Linked DNA regions of Homo sapiens: region 1 is linked to region 2. A link is an interaction called in ENCODE POLR2A ChIA-PET data of the cell type or tissue named here. Cell type or tissue: OCI-LY7. All regions are shown on one strand. Each heading gives the region's core, and the rest is flanking DNA. Links, peaks and the distances in the headings are about the cores only.

Region 1 (9,364 bases), core at 2,331-6,330, 70 kb after region 2:
TAGGAGCCACAGCAGAGCTGCACCCAGAACCCAGGGCTCCTGACTCCCAGCCCTGGCCTCTTTCCACACCATCTGCTGGCCATGCCTGGGATCCAAAGCCCTATCCTGAACTGCCCACATATGCAACTTCACTGGCTACCAACGACCACGCTGTGGGCGAGGCAGGGAGGAAATGTGGCATCTTCATTTTACTGATGAGGCAACTGTGGCAGGAAGGGGCTGTGGGTGATTTGCCTGTGGTAATGCAGTGAGTGGTCCTGCTACTGGAGGGCTCCCTAGCATTGACAAGCCTGGCTTCCCTCTACCTCCCTATGCATCTGGGGCCGTGTGACTTGCGTCCACCTCTGTACAGCATCCTGTGGGAGGGAGGGCGCACCTCCAGGAAAGAGCACAGAAAGCTACGTTCTCAGGATGCAGCCAGGAGACTGAAGCCCTCTCCCAACCGGGGGCCCAGAGGGCACCTCAGCCATGGCCTGGCTATAAGTGAGAAGGGGAAGGACCTGGGGAAATGACTTCTCTTCTAAGAGACTCAGTGTCTTCATCTGGAGGATGAGGGGGTTGACCAGATGATCTCTAATTTCCCTAGGATCCACTTTTACCCCCATCCCCCAATGCTCAGTTTATAAGGGTCTGCAGCCTCTGGCTCAGGAATATAATCCCACAGAAGACTCGGAGCCTTAAGGTGCTATCATCTTTCTCACCCACTTTCTTCTGGGCCCCAACATTGTCCTGGAGGTAGAGAGGCCAGGAATTTGCACACCATGGCCCAGTGCTTTGATGATCCCCACTTTTGAAATCTGTCAGAACTAAGTTCGAAACCTAACATGTTCAGCTTGTAATTATCAGAGTTAAAGACAGAGAGAGAGAGAAAGAGAGAGAGAACCTAACATGGGCTAGCTGTGGGGGCTCACACCTGTAATCCCAATGCTTTGGGAGGCCGAGGCTGGAGGATCACTGAGGCCAGGAGTTCGAAACTAGTAAGAACCCATTTTTACAAAAAAAATTTTTTTTAATTTAGCCAGATGTGGTGGTGCATGCTTATAGTCCCAGCTACTCAGGCAGCTGACGCAGGAGAATTACTTGAGGCCAGGAGTTTGAGAATAGTTTGGGCAACATACGGGGAACCTGTCTTTATTAAAAAAAAAAAAATTTATCTGGGCATGGTGGCACATGCCTGTAGTCCTAGCTACTCAGGAGGCTGAAGCAGGAGGATCACTTGAGCTGGGGAGTTCCAGGCTGCTGTGAGCTGTGATTGCAAAACTACATTGAAGCCTGGGTGACAGAGCAAAACCCTGTCTCTAAAAACAAAACAAGAAAACCTAACCCCCCACTGACTGCCGCTGTGTGACCTCAGCAGGCTCGGGGGTGAGACTCGGTAAAGGGCAGGTTTTCGGGGTCCTCATCCACCCCCTTCCCTGTGACACAGAACTGCCCTTTGCCAACTTCCCTCGAATGTGAGAACAAACAAGATATACTGAGGGTTCCTTAGAGGAAGGCACTAGAACAAGCCTCAGCAATACTCCTTCCCTTTAAGCAGAGCCTTGGGCCCCTGCGCGCACACATCCCCACCACATGGGGGCTCATCGAATCCCGGCTGCTTTCCTCCTCCAGGTTCGTACAATCCACGAGACCAGAGGAAGACAGCAGGTGCCTGAGACATGCCCGAGCCTCGGCAGCTTCCCTACCTAGAGCAGAGGGAGAGGCGGGCAGCAGGCATGCAGTAGGGCTGGGCCTGGCAGCGGAGAGGCTGGCTCCTAGTCCCCATGGCCCCTCAGAGCCCAGCCTCCTCTCTGCTCTTCTGGGGCCTTGGTAGGACACATGAGATCACGTCTGGGCGGTGCTCAGGGCGTCTGAGAGAGAAAAGGCCCAAGGGATGGAGGTGGGATTAATTATGTATTAGCACGCTTCTTTATTAGCACTTCTGTTTACTGCAGGGCACAGTGGAAAACACATGGGGCTTGGTGTCAGAGAATCCAGGCTGGACATGGGGCCTGGCCATTCAAGAGGTGTGGGCAAGTCACAACCTCTTTGGGCCCCGGTTCCGGGAAAAAGGGGATGAACAACATCTGAGCGATGCTGGAGAAAGCATGACACAAATCAGATTTCCTCACCTGTCAGTGGGATTGCAAGAACACCAGCCTCCCAGCATCGCTCACTGTGAGGTGGCCAAGTGCCTGGCCCGGGGCCACATGTGAGTGACATGCAGGGGGTCTCGTTGCTGGAGGAGCAGGGAGGTGCAGGGTGAAAGGCCTGAGGATCGGGCTATTGGCAGTGCCGTTCAGGCTGGCACTCTCTGGGTGTGTCCCAGGTGGGTATGCTGGGCCAGCTCTCCTTAGGCAGATACCCACAGCAGCAAGAGAAGGAAGGGGCTGTGCAGGACTGCAGGGAGGGAGGCACCCGGCTCCTTGCCTGGCTAATGCAAGCCTCTCTTTGGGGTCCCAGCTGTGGGAGAGAAAGGGCTCCCTCTTCCCTAGGATGCCAGATCCATCAGCAGCTAATTATCTAATCTGTTCCCCTTGGCCTGAGGACCACGATCACAGGCTCAAGGAGTCACTGGCCATGAGCTGAATCTGACAGAAAAGGACGCTTGCAGGCCACACCCTCAGGAGGGCAGGTGTTGGGGAGGCAGGTCCAGGGCTTCCGCCTCCAGGGCTGGCCCAGAGGCTGGAGAAGTCCAAGTTCAAGTTCCTGGGGCTGACTCATCAGAAAGAGGGTGAAGAGAAGGTCAGGGCAGGGACTGGTTGAATCAAGACAGGCTCTCCTTGCAGGAGGGCCTGCAGACAGGCTGCTGCAGAAAAGGAAGGCGCAGACGTGTCCATAAATACTCCCAGATTCAGTTATGTGCTCCTCTGCCTCCTGCCATACAAAAGTCTCACTGATGCATCCCGTCACCCCCACAACCCAGGACCAGTGCCCCAACAGGAGGGCTCTGGGGGCCTCTCCAGCTCCTTACTGACAGTCCGGCTGCTGCTGCCGCTGCCCTGGCACGCCAGGCATGCCAGGCCCAGGCACTGCCAAGTCACATGCTCTGCGCGGGCGAGGCCGGGCACTGCTGGGGCAGCCTTGGGGATGCAGGGTGGTGTGGCATTCGCAGGCAGTGTGGGTCTGCAGAAAAACGGAGTGCCCAGAGGCAGCCGGCCACCTGCCTGCCACCCTCCCCAGCCCCACCCTCCTTCCAGGGGAGAAATCCTTGGGCAAACAGTCAGCCAGGTGTGAGCAGCACAGCTAATGCAGGGCTGGGAAAAGCAAACACGGAGGGCCTCCATGCTGTGGGCCCGCTGCCCTATGGGGTGGCATTCGGGTGGCCCTGCCCACAGCTGCCATTGGTGTCCCCAGCACTCTGCCTACAGTATTTGGAGGGTCTTCCAGGATGAATGCTTTGGCCTTCCCTCCACTGTACTCCCCGGAGGGGCCTGACTGTGAGGTGACAGAAGCAGCGCAGGGAAGAACAGGCAAGGCATGAGTCTGCAAAGGGTGAGGCGGACCTAGGCCTGGAGTCTCTGCTGGGCCATGCCTTGGCTGGGTGACTTGGAGCAAGTCAAAGGACCTCAGGGCCAGGGATGCCCACCGCACATGGCCTTTGTGAAGGTTAAATGGGATGAGGCCCATGTGGGACCACTGAGAAAGGATTTGGCACAGAAGAGGGTCTGGATATGTGGGTGCTCAGCTTAGTGCCACCTGTGGGTGTGGGGTGGAGCCAGGGCAGGTCGCAGTAGGAGAGGCAGTGCCATGGAGGTCTGGCCCACACACTCTCCCAGGGCATGCTCACCTGGCTGATCTGTGACCCCCTGGCCTTAGCTCCAGGGCAGTAAGGCCAACACCAGACTTCTGGCCTGTGGCTGCAGGGCCAGCCAGGAGGGAAGGATGGTCCAGTTCTATTCTACCAGCAGGGGCTGCTGCGTCTACTGGCCCCAAACTCAGGGCAGAATTCCCCCCAACTGAGAAAGGCCTGTTCCCCCAATGGCTCCCATCCAGGGCTTCAGCTTCAGGCTGGCCCCCACCCATACGCAGCCAGAGGAGGCCCTGTCTTTCTGAGGGTGCATAGCATGTCCTGCTTTCTCTGCTCTGCTGTGCACCACAGTTGAGCGTGCTCTGCAGGCGGTCTGCATGCCTCTGTGCCCTTGCACAGTCTGTTCTCTTTGCCCAAAAGGCCTTTTCCAATCCTGCTCCCCTGGGAACTCCTCAGTGTTCCAAAGCTCAGCCTAAACACAACCTCCTCTGTGAAGCTGCCAGGGCCCGCCAACCCCCAAGGGCAGACCTAATCAGTGCCCCCTCCATTCCGGGCTCCCCACTGGGCTGGGAGCTCCAGGAGGGCAGGGCTACACTCTGCATCTCTGTGTCCTTGGCACCCAGCACCACGCCTGGTGCCTAGCAGCTGCTCAAGAAATGTCAGACAAGGCCCCCGGGCCAGCTCCCTTGCTCCTCTCAGATCATGCTGCCGGCACATTTGGCCAAAGAGACTCAGAGATGGCATGTGGGAAGCAGGGTAAGAGTGAGCTTCCCCAGGGAAGCAGGTGGGGTACGAGGTTTCCTTTCCTTTGGAAACTGTCCGTGCTACGTGCACCAAGCTTCACCCACTATCAGAAGTGGCTCTGGAGGCTTGCAGGCTGCCTCCCCATCTCCAAAAGCAGAAACCAAAGTTAGCAGGGGGGTGAGCAAAGGAAAGGGAAGTGCACCGGAACTGCAGAGAGAAAGGCAGTTGTGGCTGCCATCTGCTGTGAGCAAGATGTTTGGAGAACATGCGCTCCTCATTCTGAGGTCTCCCAGCCAACTTGCAGAGAGCTGGGCCGCCCCTCTGCAGATGGGAGCCTGCAGCTCAGCCAAGCTGCAGAGGCACCACAGGAGAGATGTCAGGGACCCTGCCTGCCTGCCCTGACCCTCTGGCTGGCCCAGTCTGACCTTCTGATTCTTGAGCAGACTGGGGGCCAGGATGCCAGCCCAGGACAAGAGTCACACTGCCTTTTCCAGGGAGCCCCCAACAGGCTCTGAGAAGGCAACTCCACAATAAGGCTGATGATAATGTAAACATAAGGGTGATAAGGGCAGTAGTACCAGCCATTGCTCACTGAGAGCCCAACTAGCTGCCAGAAGACCTGGTACTGGGAACTTCCAGTCATTATCTCACTTTGCCCCATGACTCCCAGGGGAGGAGGAAATGGAGGGTCCAAGAAAGGGCCCTGGCACTGCTCCTCACTGCAGAGACACCTGGCTACCCAGGGCCATCACAGGAGGAAATTAGCTGGGCATGGCAGGGCATGCCTGTAGTCCCAGCTGCTTGGGAGGCTGAGATGGGAGGATCACTTGAGCCCAGGAATTCGAGGCTGCAGTGAGTGCACTGAGCTATGATTGTACCACGGCACTCCAGGCTGGGTGACAGAGCAAGACCCTGTCTAAAAAATAAAAAAATAATAAAAATAAAAAAAAACAGGAGAATATCTGAGTGGGAAGGAACCTCTGAGCCACTGAGTCACAAATGCTCATTTGAGGGAGGAAGGTGAGGAAGGATGTAGACAGCTGCCCCAGGCCACATCGAGGTCAGCAGCAGGCTGGGAGCAGAACCTGGAACCCTGCCCCACAGCCCAGGCTCCTGGGGCCTTGGTGTGCTCCTGCGCAGGAATGGCTGCTGTCCTCCTGTCCTTGGCACCACCTGGGGCTCAGCCACGTGTGGCCATTCCCCCAAGCAGAGCGATGCATTTCCGAGGACTGAGGTAATGCTGGCCTTGCCTGGAGGGCCCATCTCAGTTTAGGCCAGGCCTTCCCTCGCCCTGGCCCGGCTTCTATGCTCCTGACCACAGCAGCGGGCCAAGCTCAGGAGGCTGGGTAGGGTTGGGCCTACCAACCACATTCCTTTCCAGGGCCACCTTACCCTGGGGCTACCCACAAAGGAATTTGCACAGCCAACAGCCTCATCAGAGTCACTGGAGCTGTCCATGGCACTGGGGCACAGAAACCGCTTCATTTCTCACTGGCCAGGTGAGCAGGTAGGGGGCTGAGAAGTCTGCCTGCCAAGACCGAACCATGCCAGGGTCCTGAATGTCGCCCTGTGCCCTCAGCCCTGGCAGGCCAGTCCCCAGAGGCTACCATCCCCTGCTATGCCATCCCAGGGAGGTCATGGGTGACCTCCCTCCCCTTGGCGATAGGAAGGTGAGGATCTTGGGGCAAACCACCCAGATCCACACCTCCCATCCCACCCCACGCAGCTCTGCTGCCACTGCCCCCACAGGCCAGCTCACAAGCCGCACACTCCACATTTCTGTCTGCTCAGTCCTCCCCCAGCCCCCTACACACGGTAATTGCAACACCTCCACCCCACTGACAGTGCCTGCCGCTGCCTGCTCGCTGCCAAGGAGGCTGGGATGGCCCAAAGATGTGCTTCACGCAAACCTTGCTAGGGGAAGGGACTACAGTTTTCCCCTTTTCTCCAAGGGGTCTTTGGATCCGGGTGCTGACCCCACTTCCTGCCTCTCACAGCTCCCCACCCCACCCCACCCCACCCCCAACCCCGGGTCGCCCAGTCTGTGAAATGCCTCTTACTCTGGGAGGGATGGAGGGAATCAATGGCTTCCCTATTCTCCTGCCTCTCCCACAGGGGAAGGGGAGGGGAGGCATGTGGCCCCTGGAGGGATCTTTCAGGGAGCGCCCCGGCCCCACTGCTCCTCCCCGCTGGGAAGTGGGGGTGGTGTCCTTGACGGACGGACGGCTGGGCGTCAGGTCCACTGGGAGTGGAAGGCAGGCAGCCAGGGTAGTGGGCACCTCCACCCCCACTCTCCCGCTCCCAGGACTCCATGGGAATCGCTGTCACTATCCAGACACCTTCACAGAGAACTCATGCCTAGGCTGAGGCACAGCCAGGCCGAGGGTGAGTCAGCCAGGGAAATCCCGGCACTGGCGCCCACCGCTGGTGACGGTTCCGCTGACACCTACGGAACGGGGTGCCCAGCCCCTCCCGCAGAGGGTGAGAGGAACACCCAGGCTCCCCCACTCTCATTTCCTGCTCCCTGAGAGCAAGCCTGGTGGTGGGGACAGGGAGGAGTCTCAGTGGGGGCGGAGTCCTGGAGCGAGGCCTCCGCAGGCTGCCGTCTTTGGGCCTCTGGTCCCTCACCCTTGAACATCAGCGGGGAAGGAGGTGGGAGAACGGTCACCACAGCCCCTGGGCTCTGGCCCGGAGCCTGTCATCCACACTCTGGGTATCTGGCTTTCCAGGGTCTCACCGGGGCACGCAGGGATGCACACCCTACCTCATTCCTGAAGGGCCCTGCCCCTGCCCTCCTTCCAGGCAAGGCCACTGCTCTGCCTGAGCCCAGCACCCCCACTATATGCTGTCCTGGACCCCAAAAAGGCAAGATAGAGAGCAGACTTAAGCCAGAAGTCAGTACCCTCCCTGGGATGAAAGAGAGAGAGGAGGAGCAAAGAGGAGCCAAGAAGAACAGAAAGCCAGGCACAAAGCCTCCTTACAGCAGGACATTCTGTCCCTGGAGAAGCGCCTGTGGCCAGGTCCCCACAAACTCGCCAGACCAGTTGGCTGGAGCGGGGTGGGAGGCTCAGACCAGGGCCAGAGAGTGGACCTAGGACCTGAAAGCTCCCAGACAAGAAGCTCCCACTGCTCCTCCCCGCTGGGAAGTGGGAGTGGGTTGGACTCAGCAGGCCCTTAGGCAGGAGCTTCTGGGGACATGAACTCGAGGATGCCAAGCCCTATCCTCAAGTAGCTCACAGTGCAGAATAACAAGGAAACCGGGGCGGGTCAGTGAGCACAGAGCTCCGACACTGATGCCTGGACCACTGCTCAGCCCCAGGCAGACAGAGAAAGCTTCCTAGAGGTGCCTGATGGTTGAACAGAAAGAGCGGGGAAAGCAAAGCTGGCTCCCCTCCTCTTGCCCCTCCTCCCACCCGGTTCCCCAGAGCCTGTGGGCAGATGCACCTTGTGCAGGGCCAGATTCCAGCCAGCAGGGAGGCTGGGCACCACTTTAGCTCCCAACCCTGCCTCTCAGTTGCTGGCAAAGGTAGTTTCTGCAGGCTCCCTGGGCTAGGAAAAACACGCTTGCGAGTACACAGAGAGGGCCCGTGGGGCTGCTTCCTGGAATCACCAGAACACAGGTGCTTGGTGCTCCCCAGGCAGAGCCCCTCCACTGGCGGGGAGACGTGCACATGTTTGGGTTTTGCCAGGCCCCCAGCTTTTATCTTCCAGGCTTCCCCTCTCCATGGTTCTTCCTGAAGACCAGGCCTCTCGCTCTTCCCAGGCAGGGAAGTGGGTAATGCGAGCGATCCAGAAACCCAACTATTACTTTGAAAGAAGACTGAAAACATGTGACCGCATGAATCCCATGGGTTTACTTCAATGTCTTTAAAACAAATGACTTGAATGGATTTCTCCCACCCTTCCTCCCCACGGAGCCACTCGATGGAAAACAGCAGCTCAAAGGGCCACAGATTCAGGGCTGCCGGAAATGGGGTATCAGACACAAAGCCTGGCAGGGGGCACTTGAATAAAGGCAGCTTTGGCCAGGAAAGGATGAAAGGCAGACACCTGACAACTGACAGGCAGCCGGCGCAGAGGCACAAAGGGTGCACGTGAGGCCAATGTCAGGTCCAAGCACACCCAGGCACCCCGGCCCTCTGCTATGGGTGGTGGATCGCTCTCATGTCCCAGCATTGGTCTCCCTTCCTCCTGCCACAGCATGGAAGCCTGGCTGTGGGGACAGCAGTGGCCTTGCTCAAGCCCTTGACTGGAGAGCCCTGCCCTGAGCAGCCATTTACGCGCAAACTCACTGGGTAGCTGGAACACACAGGTGAGGTCTTCTTGGGCAGCAAAAATTGCTTAGAAAAAAACAGGCAAGGAAGCAGGACTGAAGACATGTGACAGTCCCCAGAAGTTCAGAGCTGGAGAGGCCCAGGGAACTCAGATGCCACGCCTCCCTGATTCCCCGAATCCTACAGATGAGTACCCTAAGCTCATAGAGGAATGCTGACGTGCCAAGGTCACACAGCTTTGGGCCTCTGCCCCATCCTTGGCTGCCTTCCCAGCCTCATTCATGCAGCCATTACTCTCCGAGCATATCCTATGTGCCTAGACTCTGGAATTTAGATTTAGTCACCTAGGTGATGCCAAACTAAACTTGGCCTCAGAGGTTTGCAAGCTGGGGGCTTCCCACCTCTCAGCTGTCCCCTCCCCACCCTCTCCTCTTATGTAAAATGGGAGGAGTGCTGGGCATCATCAGGGAAGACTCAAAGCAGAGAGGAAGTAAGAAAGCGGGAGAAGCGGTGTGAAGCCCTGGGGATCATCAGCCATACCCTGGAGGTGAGGGAGGCGATGGTGAAAGTCACCCCAGTGGGGGAGTCTGGGCTGCCCCTGGCTGCAGGAGCCTCA
Region 2 (8,317 bases), core at 82-4,081:
TCCATCATGCCCAGCAACAGGGCTGGCTTACAGAATCACAGCAATCGCTTGAGGAATGAATGAGTTTGTCCCTGCCTGCAGTGTCACACTCAAGGTCACCCTTTATAGTGGGGGCTCTATGGAGAGCAGGCCCTGTGATCAGAAACAAGCCACAGAGGGCCTGGGCCACAAAAACCAGGGAAGGGGAGCTTCCGCACGGCACTCCTTCCCCTTCTGGTTTACAAAATGTTTTGACAGCAGAACCTTCCTTTGAACTAAACCTTTCATGGAATCTCCACATGTAAAACAGATGAAAAGACAATCGTGCAGGTTGAGTCAGAGTCGGGGGCTTGGGTCTAGGAAGAAGACTCCTCAGAAACCTGAGGGTTCCATGAGACAGCTGCAAAATCACTGGGGTCTGGGTAAGAGCACAGCCCCGGGCCCAGTCCTGGCTCTGCCCCTGGCTCATGATCTGGACGGGACATTTCCCCCATCAGAGCCTCAGTTTACCTACCTGTGCCCACCAGATAAGGTAGTTGTGAGCAATTAGCCATGGCTGTAAACCCCTCAAGGTATTGCTGGGTAAACATGTATAAATATGTTACCCCCATCTGCCCTGCAGAGCCTTCTGCCCTCCCTGGGTGCATCCCGGTCCCTACCTCCCTCTCTGGCCTGCCCGCCGCCCTGCCCACCCTGGTCCCTGTACCCCACCTTCCCACCCCATGGAGCCAGCCACCCACGTCTTACTCAGCTCCGTGCTGCTGCAGGAGCTGGTGCAGCATCTGGGACTGCTGGGTGTGGTGAAGATCAGTGGGCACCAGCCCCTGCCCCATGGCAGCGTAGTGGGGGATCGGGGGCTCGGCCTTCATGTACAGATCCCGCTGCAGGACAGGGTAGTGAGGTGGGGGTGGTGGGGGTGGCGGGGGGCCTGGCAAGTGGGCTGGAGGTGGGGGCGGATGCTCCAGGCGGGAGGGCACTCCCACGTGGCACAGTGTCTCAGGGGTTATCGTGCGCAGGAGGTGGGGCTCTGCAGGAGAGATGGGGGAGCGGGCATCTGAGACCAACCTCACTCAGGCTCCTGGGCACTGTCCTCCCCAAGGCAGAGTCTCCTGCTTCCACCCCGTCCTGAGCCAAGCCCGGGGGCTGCCCCCCACCTACCCTAGGTGGGAGGGCCGTTGGTCAGCCACCTACTAGAGGCCTGGGCAGGGAGGCACAAACCTGCCCAAGGAGGGGCAGCCTTTCACCTCATCCTAGCCACCTCCTGCCCCCAGGCTGGACCAGGAGAATCCAACCCAAATCTAAAGGTCCCCCTCCGTCCCCATCTCCTCTGAGGCCTGCTCCTCCTCTGGGCCTCAGGAAGGCGTCTCCGGAGACCCCCAGCCCAGGCCTGCCCAGTGTTCCCCTCTCCGGCAGGCAGTCCCTCTTCTGGGCTCTCAGGGGCCAGCCCCCCAGCCTGAGCGGGGAGGCCCCAGCTCCCTTTGTTCCCCAGGAGGCATTCCAGGGATGTTTTTGGTAAGATAAACAGAACTCTTGACCCCAATCCGGACTGCGGGGAGCCTGCTCCCGCGGTGGTTCTGCTCTTGGCCACCTGGGGGCCAGGGCACCCCTGAGCACCCTCTAAGGTGAGGTGGGCCCGGCCTGGGAAGCCTGCACCCAGGCTGCACCCACGGCCTTCCCCAGCCACCCACTTACCGCCGAAGGGTGCGTCCATGATGGCGCAGGCGGGCAGGCGGGTGGCATCACCGCGGGGATACTTGCTCAGAGGCAGGGCCAGGCTCCCCACCCGCCCGTGGGGAAACAATAGCCAAGCGCCAGGGAGTATTTGACCAGCGATAATCTCAGCCCGTTGGGCAGCCGCTGGCCCCCTCCCTCCTCCCCTACCTCCCTGATAAGGCCGCCCCAACTACTTGCCCAAACCCTGGAGCAGGAGGGCGGTGCCCGCTGGACTCACCATTCACCTGCTGGGGGGAGTAGGCCTCGGAGCCCGAGTCTGGGGGAGAGTCCGGCAGTGTGCTGCGAGAGCCAGGGGAAGGGGCCGGGGGGTGAGCAGCTGAGCTTCTGCCTTCCAGCTGGGCAGCTTCTCTGCGTGGTAGGGTCCCACAGCCCCCCAGAAGCTGGCGACACTGAGGTTTCGTCACATCCACCCTTAGGGGCATTTCTCCGCACCACCCACATTGGGGTGCCTGGCAGGGCCTGGGGCCGAATTGTGGGTAGGGGACCGCCCAGGATCCCCTCAGACCTACAGGGCACTTGGGGGGCAGTTACTAGTGTCCTTGATGATGGCACAGGGACTCAAAGACTCCCGCCCCAGACCGAAGGCCAGGACTTCTTCTCTCTTCCTGCACCCACTGAAGCCCCACAGCTTCCTGGAAACACAGGGCCCTAGGGGGCTGGGCCTCAGGGCATTCAGCAGGTCATGGGGGGCTGCCCCACCAGAGGCAGGTGTGGACTGGGAAGGGAGCCAGCACCACCGGGCCTGGGTTTATTTTTTTCTTGCAGGTTTCACTTTTATCAGTGTTCAGGAAAAAGAACAAACTCAACCCAAGAGGTCAACACGTCCTGCGTGAACCCTGTGCTCACCCAGCAAGTGGAAGGCTGTGGCCATATGGGATCCAGCTCTTTGGCCATCCCTGGTCCCCACATCTGGAGCAACTCCCCATTCCCATGCCCAGGGAACTGCCAGAGAGGCCATGGCCCTGTTGTGGACACAGCCCTGGGGCTGGCTCCAGAGTCCCCCTGCATCCCTGTGCCAGCCACCCACCCACCTTCGGGGCCTCATGTAGAAACCTATACAACGATTCAAGAACACAGACCCTGCAGGTTTTGTGTGAATGATACAAAAACGTGTATGGGGACTCAAACCCATACTCCTCGCCACAGCCTCAGGCCCCCTGGGCTGCCACTCCGTCCTGTACTTCCCTGACAATGGCCAGGCCTTCTGTAATGTGTTAAGGTCTTTCACACCCTGCAGTCCCTGCAGTCCCATGCCCCAAGTCCACAGCACCTTGTGTTCTCTCCTCTTAAGTTCCTCTGGCACCTGATTATTCCTCTACTTGGAGATGTACTGGTGAATACCTCTCCCCAGTTAGGCTTCAGGAGCCACTGCAGAGCCGTGTGTCTGTTTTTTTTCTTTTCTTTCTTTTTTTTTTTTTTTTGAGACAGAGTCTCGCTCTGTCACCCAGGCTGGAGTCCAGTGGCACAATCACCACTCACTGTAACCTCCACCTCCCAGGTTCAAACGATTCTTGTGCCTCAGCCTCCCAAGTAGCTGGGATTACAGGCATGCGCCACCACACCCAACTAATTTTTGTATTTTTAGTACAGACAGGGTTTCACCATATTGCCCAGGCCGGTCTCAAACTCCAGGCCTCAAGTGATCTGCCCACTTCAGCCTGCCAAAGTGCTGGGATTACAGGCATGAGCCACCGCACCTGGCCTTTTTTTTTTTTTTTTTTTTTTGAGACAGGGTCTTACTCTGTCCCTAGCAGTGGCATGATCACAGCTCACTGTAGCCTCGACCTCCCTGGCTCAAACTATTCTCTCACCTCAGCCTCTCGAGTAGCTGGGACTATAGGCACACGCCACCACACCCAGCTAATTTTTGTATTTTTTGTAGAGATGGGGTTTCATCATGTTGCAGACTGGTCTTGAACTCCTGGGCTCAAGCAATATGCCTACCTTGGCCTTCCAAAGTGCTGGGATTACAGGTGTGTGCCACCACACCCAGCCTCATGTCTGTCTTGTTTATCACCTAGACTCAGGTCTGGCCCTGGGTCCCTTCCTGGAGTGGCCCTGCCCACAGAGTCCCTGTGTGGCTCTGGACAAGCCCCTTTCCCTCTCTGAGCCTCAGTGTGCCATTAAAATCCTGACGGTAGCAGTGGCCAGGGCTCCTTGTGGGGTCTCCCAGGAGCTGGATACCCAGGAAGGCTGATGAGCTCACGCAATCATAGGCACATGATACAGCAGTGGGCACCAGCAGGCGCTTACCAAATGTTAGTTCTCCTCCCTCTGCCCCCAGGGGCCTGTAGTTTAGGAACAGCCTCACAGCCTCAAGCAAACAGTTTGCCTTCTGCAGCAAAGGTTCACCCCTGGCACCCCAAGCCTGGCCTCCACTCCCTTCTCCCCAAAAGCCAGGGAGCTCAGGAAGCACGGCCGGCCATGTGTCCATGGCCACCATGCACCCAGGGCATCCTCTGTGCCCTTGTTGCTTCCCACGATAATCTTGAGGGGTAAGCATTTGAGGGCTCACTTCACAGAAGAAACTGAGGCCATGGGTTACCGAGGCAGACGGCTGATAAATGGGGAAGCTGAAGTTGGAGCCAGGCTGTCTGAACACAGAGTTCATGCACCTAGTGTTTTAATGCTCTTCCACCCAGAGACAGGGGCCCCTACATTTGCCCTGAGCTCCCCTGCAGACCCATGCTCCCAGCCTCCCGCTGTGAGCATGTGCCCCGGGAGCTGCCCTGGAGTCTGGCTGGCCGGGTGGCTGCCTGGAACCTTTGGTCAAAGCCAGGCCTAAGGTTCAGCCCTGGGTCAGGCCCTTGGTGTGGACTCCTCAGAAAGATGGGGGGAAGGGCCTGGGTTCTGGGCCCCATGAGGCTTGCTTGGGTAGGGGGGAACTGAGGTGCCACATCTGAGCCATGGGCCAGCTCCTGTGGCCACAGTACACGTCAGCTGGATGCGTAAGTGGGTGGGCTTGGCGCGCGTGCACGGGTATGCAGGTGTTCCCATGAAGGTAAACAGTCACAGCCTCCAGTCCCGCCGCTTCCTGTCCACTCTCCACACAGCATCGAGATTTTTCTAGCACTTACGTCAGCCCTCATCACTCCCATGCTTAGAAGCTTTGTGGCTGCCCACTGCCTCAGAACAAAGCCCAGGAGTCCCCCCTTGACCTGGACTCATCCTCCCTTCCCTCACCTGCCCACGCACAGCCAGTCACCCAGCCCATCCCATGCCAGGCCAGTGTCTAGCACCTCCCAGGTCACGGCCACAGCCCTGCTCCCTGCCTGCCCCTATGCCGCTGTATCCCCCTACTCCCTGCCCTTACTCACCCTGGGGCATAGGGAGCCTTGGGCTCAGCCTTGATGGGGGGCCCGGTGCCCCCCGGGAAGGGCTTGGGGGCAGCGCCCATGCCGTTGTTGTTGTTGCAGTTCAGCGGGGTGCCGTAGCCCGGGGGTGGGAGGGGACCATGGCGCCCCGGGGAGGGTCCACCCCCAGGGGGGCTCAGGTGGTGGACCCCGCTGGAGCCAGGCATCGCAGGCTGCCCGTGGGAGTAGGAGGCCGAGCTGGCTGGAGCAGAGATGTCAGGGAAGCAGCTGCGGGGAAGGGGGGCGGCTCAGCTCCAGCCAGGACCCCAGCCCCAGCAGGGAAGTAGCCGCCCCCTCCCTGCAGGGAACTATGGAGATTTCGGAGGAGTCAGTGGCTGGGAAGGGACGAGGAGCAGCTTTCAGAGGTGGGACCACAGCAGACCCCAGGTCCGGCCCTCAGACCTCCCTGGTGACAGAAGGGAGGCGAAGGGCTGGGGCTGGGCGGGTGCAGGCCGGGCGAGGGGGCCACTCACAGGTCGGAGGCATCCTCCTTGCTGATGTACTCCTCCAGGATGCTGGTGTCTATGTTGGAGGGCTCCAGGGCACCGTTGATGTCGTGGCCTGCAGGGCAGGAGAGATGGGCTAGGGAAGAGGCCCAGCTCCCTGCAGACCCTGGGCTTCAGGGCCCAGCCCTCCATCCCTGCCCAGGCTGGCCCTCCAAAACAGATGCCCCTGCTCCTTCCCACCCAGGTATCCATGTGGGGGCCGGCTCTCACCCTCCACTGCCTGGCACCCCTCCAGGAAGCACTGATAATGCCCCCCCGCCCCACCACAAGGCCACCTTGAGTCTCAGAGGAGGAGAGGGGCCCAGGGCATGGATCTGGGTACAGAGAGGCCGATCCTGCCATGCCTCTTTCTAGCTGTGTGACAGGGAACAAGTCCTTTCCACTAATCTGTCAAATGGGGTCACTGTGCCTCTGTCTTATGGGGTGCTGTGAGGCACAAATGAGGTGCTTACTGAGTCGAGAGCCCCGTGGGTGCCCACTGCCCTCGATGGGATGGCTCGGACCCAACAGGCACTGTCCTGCCGTGTCCTCCAGGGGTCAGTCCAGATGGCCCAGCTCCAGGAACGCAGGAGCACGAGGCCTGGCTGAGTGGGACCATATATCCTGGGGGCCCACAGGGCTGTGGGAGTCTCCTGCACCCAGGCCCTGGCCGCAGGCGGGAGTGGGGATCAGAATCAGGAGAGCTCCCTGCACCCTCATTGGATATGCCCATCACCCTGTTGGGCACAGGCGGGGGAACTTAGCCCCCTTTTTCCAGAGGAGGCAGAAGCCTAGAGAAGGAAGGGCTTGCCCCGGCCTCCCAGCAGGGAATGATGGCCGCCAGAGCTCCACTCCTCTGCCTGCCGCCCTCTCCTGGGCCCTCTGCGCTGGCCCCGGCCCCACCAAGGGGAGGGGCCCCTAGAGGAAAGGCAGCCAGGGCTCTTGGGCATCATGAGGGAGGACGGGGGAGGTGCCGGCCTTTCCCCTCCCAGGGTCACCTTGCAGGGGGAGCCAGAGGGCGGGGTGATAAGGGGGCTGACGTGGGAGATGCGTCAACCCCGATAATGGAGGACAGCCCCACCCACACGGCTGACCCGGGCTGGCCAGCCCCACTGAGGCAGGAGGGCCCCTCCCACAGGCCTCTGGAGCCTGAGTCTGGGGTCTGCCCTCTCCTGTTGAGCTCAGACAGGTCCAGGAACAAATCCTGGCTCAGCCACTCCCTGCTGAGTGACCTTGGGCAGGTCACATGCACTCTCTGCGCCTCAGTCTCCTCATTCGTGCAATGGGGACATGTACAGCTATGGCTTCAAGGGGCTGTTTTGAGTATGAAACGAGATGAGGTGTGTGAAGTGCCAGCCACTTTAGTGGGTGCTCATCGGTCGGAACAGCCGTCCTCACTTCCCAGCCCCAGAGCCCTGGGGTCCCCGGGAGCCCCCCGCCCAGGCCCCTCCCTGGCCTCAGCCGGCATTTCAAGAATGCTGAGCCCCGCTTAGGTGATTAATGAGCGGCTAAGCCCTCCTAGGAGTCACGCGCTGCCTGCGACAGGCCAGGGCCCTCCTGCTGACCCCCACCCCCAGCTCGCCCAGCTAGGAACAAGGGACACCCACCACGCACCACCAATGGCCGTCCAGGGCGGTGTGGCCGGGGCAAGAGCAGCTTCTCGAGCTGGGCGTGGCCAGTCTGTGTGCCTGGGTTCCAGGACCCTGCCTCTGCTCAAGCCCCACCCTGCTGTAACCACGGGTCCCATTTACTGAGTGCCTACTGTGTGCCAGGCATTTTGTGAATCAAATACATTAATAATCACAGGAGTTTCTTTACTTTATTTCTTTTTTTTTTGAGACTGAGTCTTGCTCGGTCTCCCAGGCTGGAGTGCAGTGGTGCAATCTTGGTTCACTGCAACCTCCACCTCCCAGGTTCCAGCGATTCTCCCACCTCAGCCTCCCGAGTAGCTGAGATTACAGGCGCCCGCCACCACACACGGCTAATTTTTTGTATTTTTAGTAGAGACAGAGTTTCACCATGTTGGCCAGGCTGGTCTTGAACTCCTGACCTCAGGTGATCTGCCCGCCTCAGCCTCCCAAAGTGCTGGGATTACAGGCGTGAGCCACCACGCCCAGCCTAATCACAGAAGTTTCTTATGCGCAAGGCATCCTGCAGGCTCTTCACCTGCGGTGTGTTACTCAATCCTCCCAGCCCAGAATGCTGACCATGACAGAGACAGTGACTTGACAGTGGCTCATAGTGAGTATCTCCCAGTGCTTCTCAACTCATCATGGCGATGATGACAAAGACAGTGGTGGTGACAGTGACTGCAGCTCACACTGACTGCCTACCAGGCCAGGGACGATTCTAAGTGCTTTATGCATTTTCCCTCTCTAAACAGTGGGGATGTTCAGATAGGTAACATAATCACCATCCCCTGTTCAGAGAGGTCAAGTCTCTTACCCAAGGCAACATGGCAAGGAGGATTCCAACCAGGTGCAGGGGTCTGACTCCACGAGGGAGAGTGTGACTGGCGGTTGCTGTGCCTTCCCCACCCCACCTGGAGCGTCGCCCCCACCCTGGCCGCTGAAGCTGCAAGTTTTTGAGCCTGAACTTGGAATCTACGGTGAATGATGGGCTGATGCAGTCATGGTGTTGCTATTTATAACAGACCCAGCCCCCTCCTCTCCTGGCCAGGAGCACTCCTAATCGCCCCTAATCCTCCTGCCCACCTCCCTCGGGATAGGGGGCCTCAGGCAGAGGCATCCTGGGAGACCCTAACGA

What was found. ChIA-PET counts read pairs that join two places held together with the same protein. Peaks named below come from ENCODE experiments on the same cell type or tissue, not always from the same donor. Only the 100,000 strongest peaks of a DNase experiment are listed, where the experiment ranks them.
Region 1: POLR2A ChIA-PET joins it to region 2 with 6 read pairs; 2 of 35 experiments call an interaction of 5 or more read pairs at or near these places.

What each region holds. Positions count from the first base shown.
Region 1 is chr11:61,693,728-61,703,091 of GRCh38, reverse strand. The region is part of intron 1 of DAGLA (diacylglycerol lipase alpha); the gene reads right to left. Among named protein-coding and RNA genes, the nearest start is that of DAGLA, 18 kb to the right of the region's middle. RefSeq lists enhancers at 1,469-1,994, 2,522-3,047, 3,048-3,574, 4,101-4,627, 4,628-5,153 and 4 more. In OCI-LY7, for the core only: no CTCF peak of the experiment used is centred there; a DNase peak (open chromatin) is centred at 4,701.
Region 2 is chr11:61,762,935-61,771,251 of GRCh38, reverse strand. MYRF (myelin regulatory factor) reads right to left here. Exons shown (of 27, transcript NM_001127392.3): 2 at 5,540-5,627; 3 at 5,031-5,294; 4 at 1,931-1,992; 5 at 727-1,006. Among named protein-coding and RNA genes, the nearest start is that of MYRF-AS1, 9.4 kb to the right of the region's middle. RefSeq lists enhancers at 1,998-2,573, 2,574-3,150. In OCI-LY7, for the core only: no CTCF peak of the experiment used is centred there; no DNase peak of the experiment used is centred there.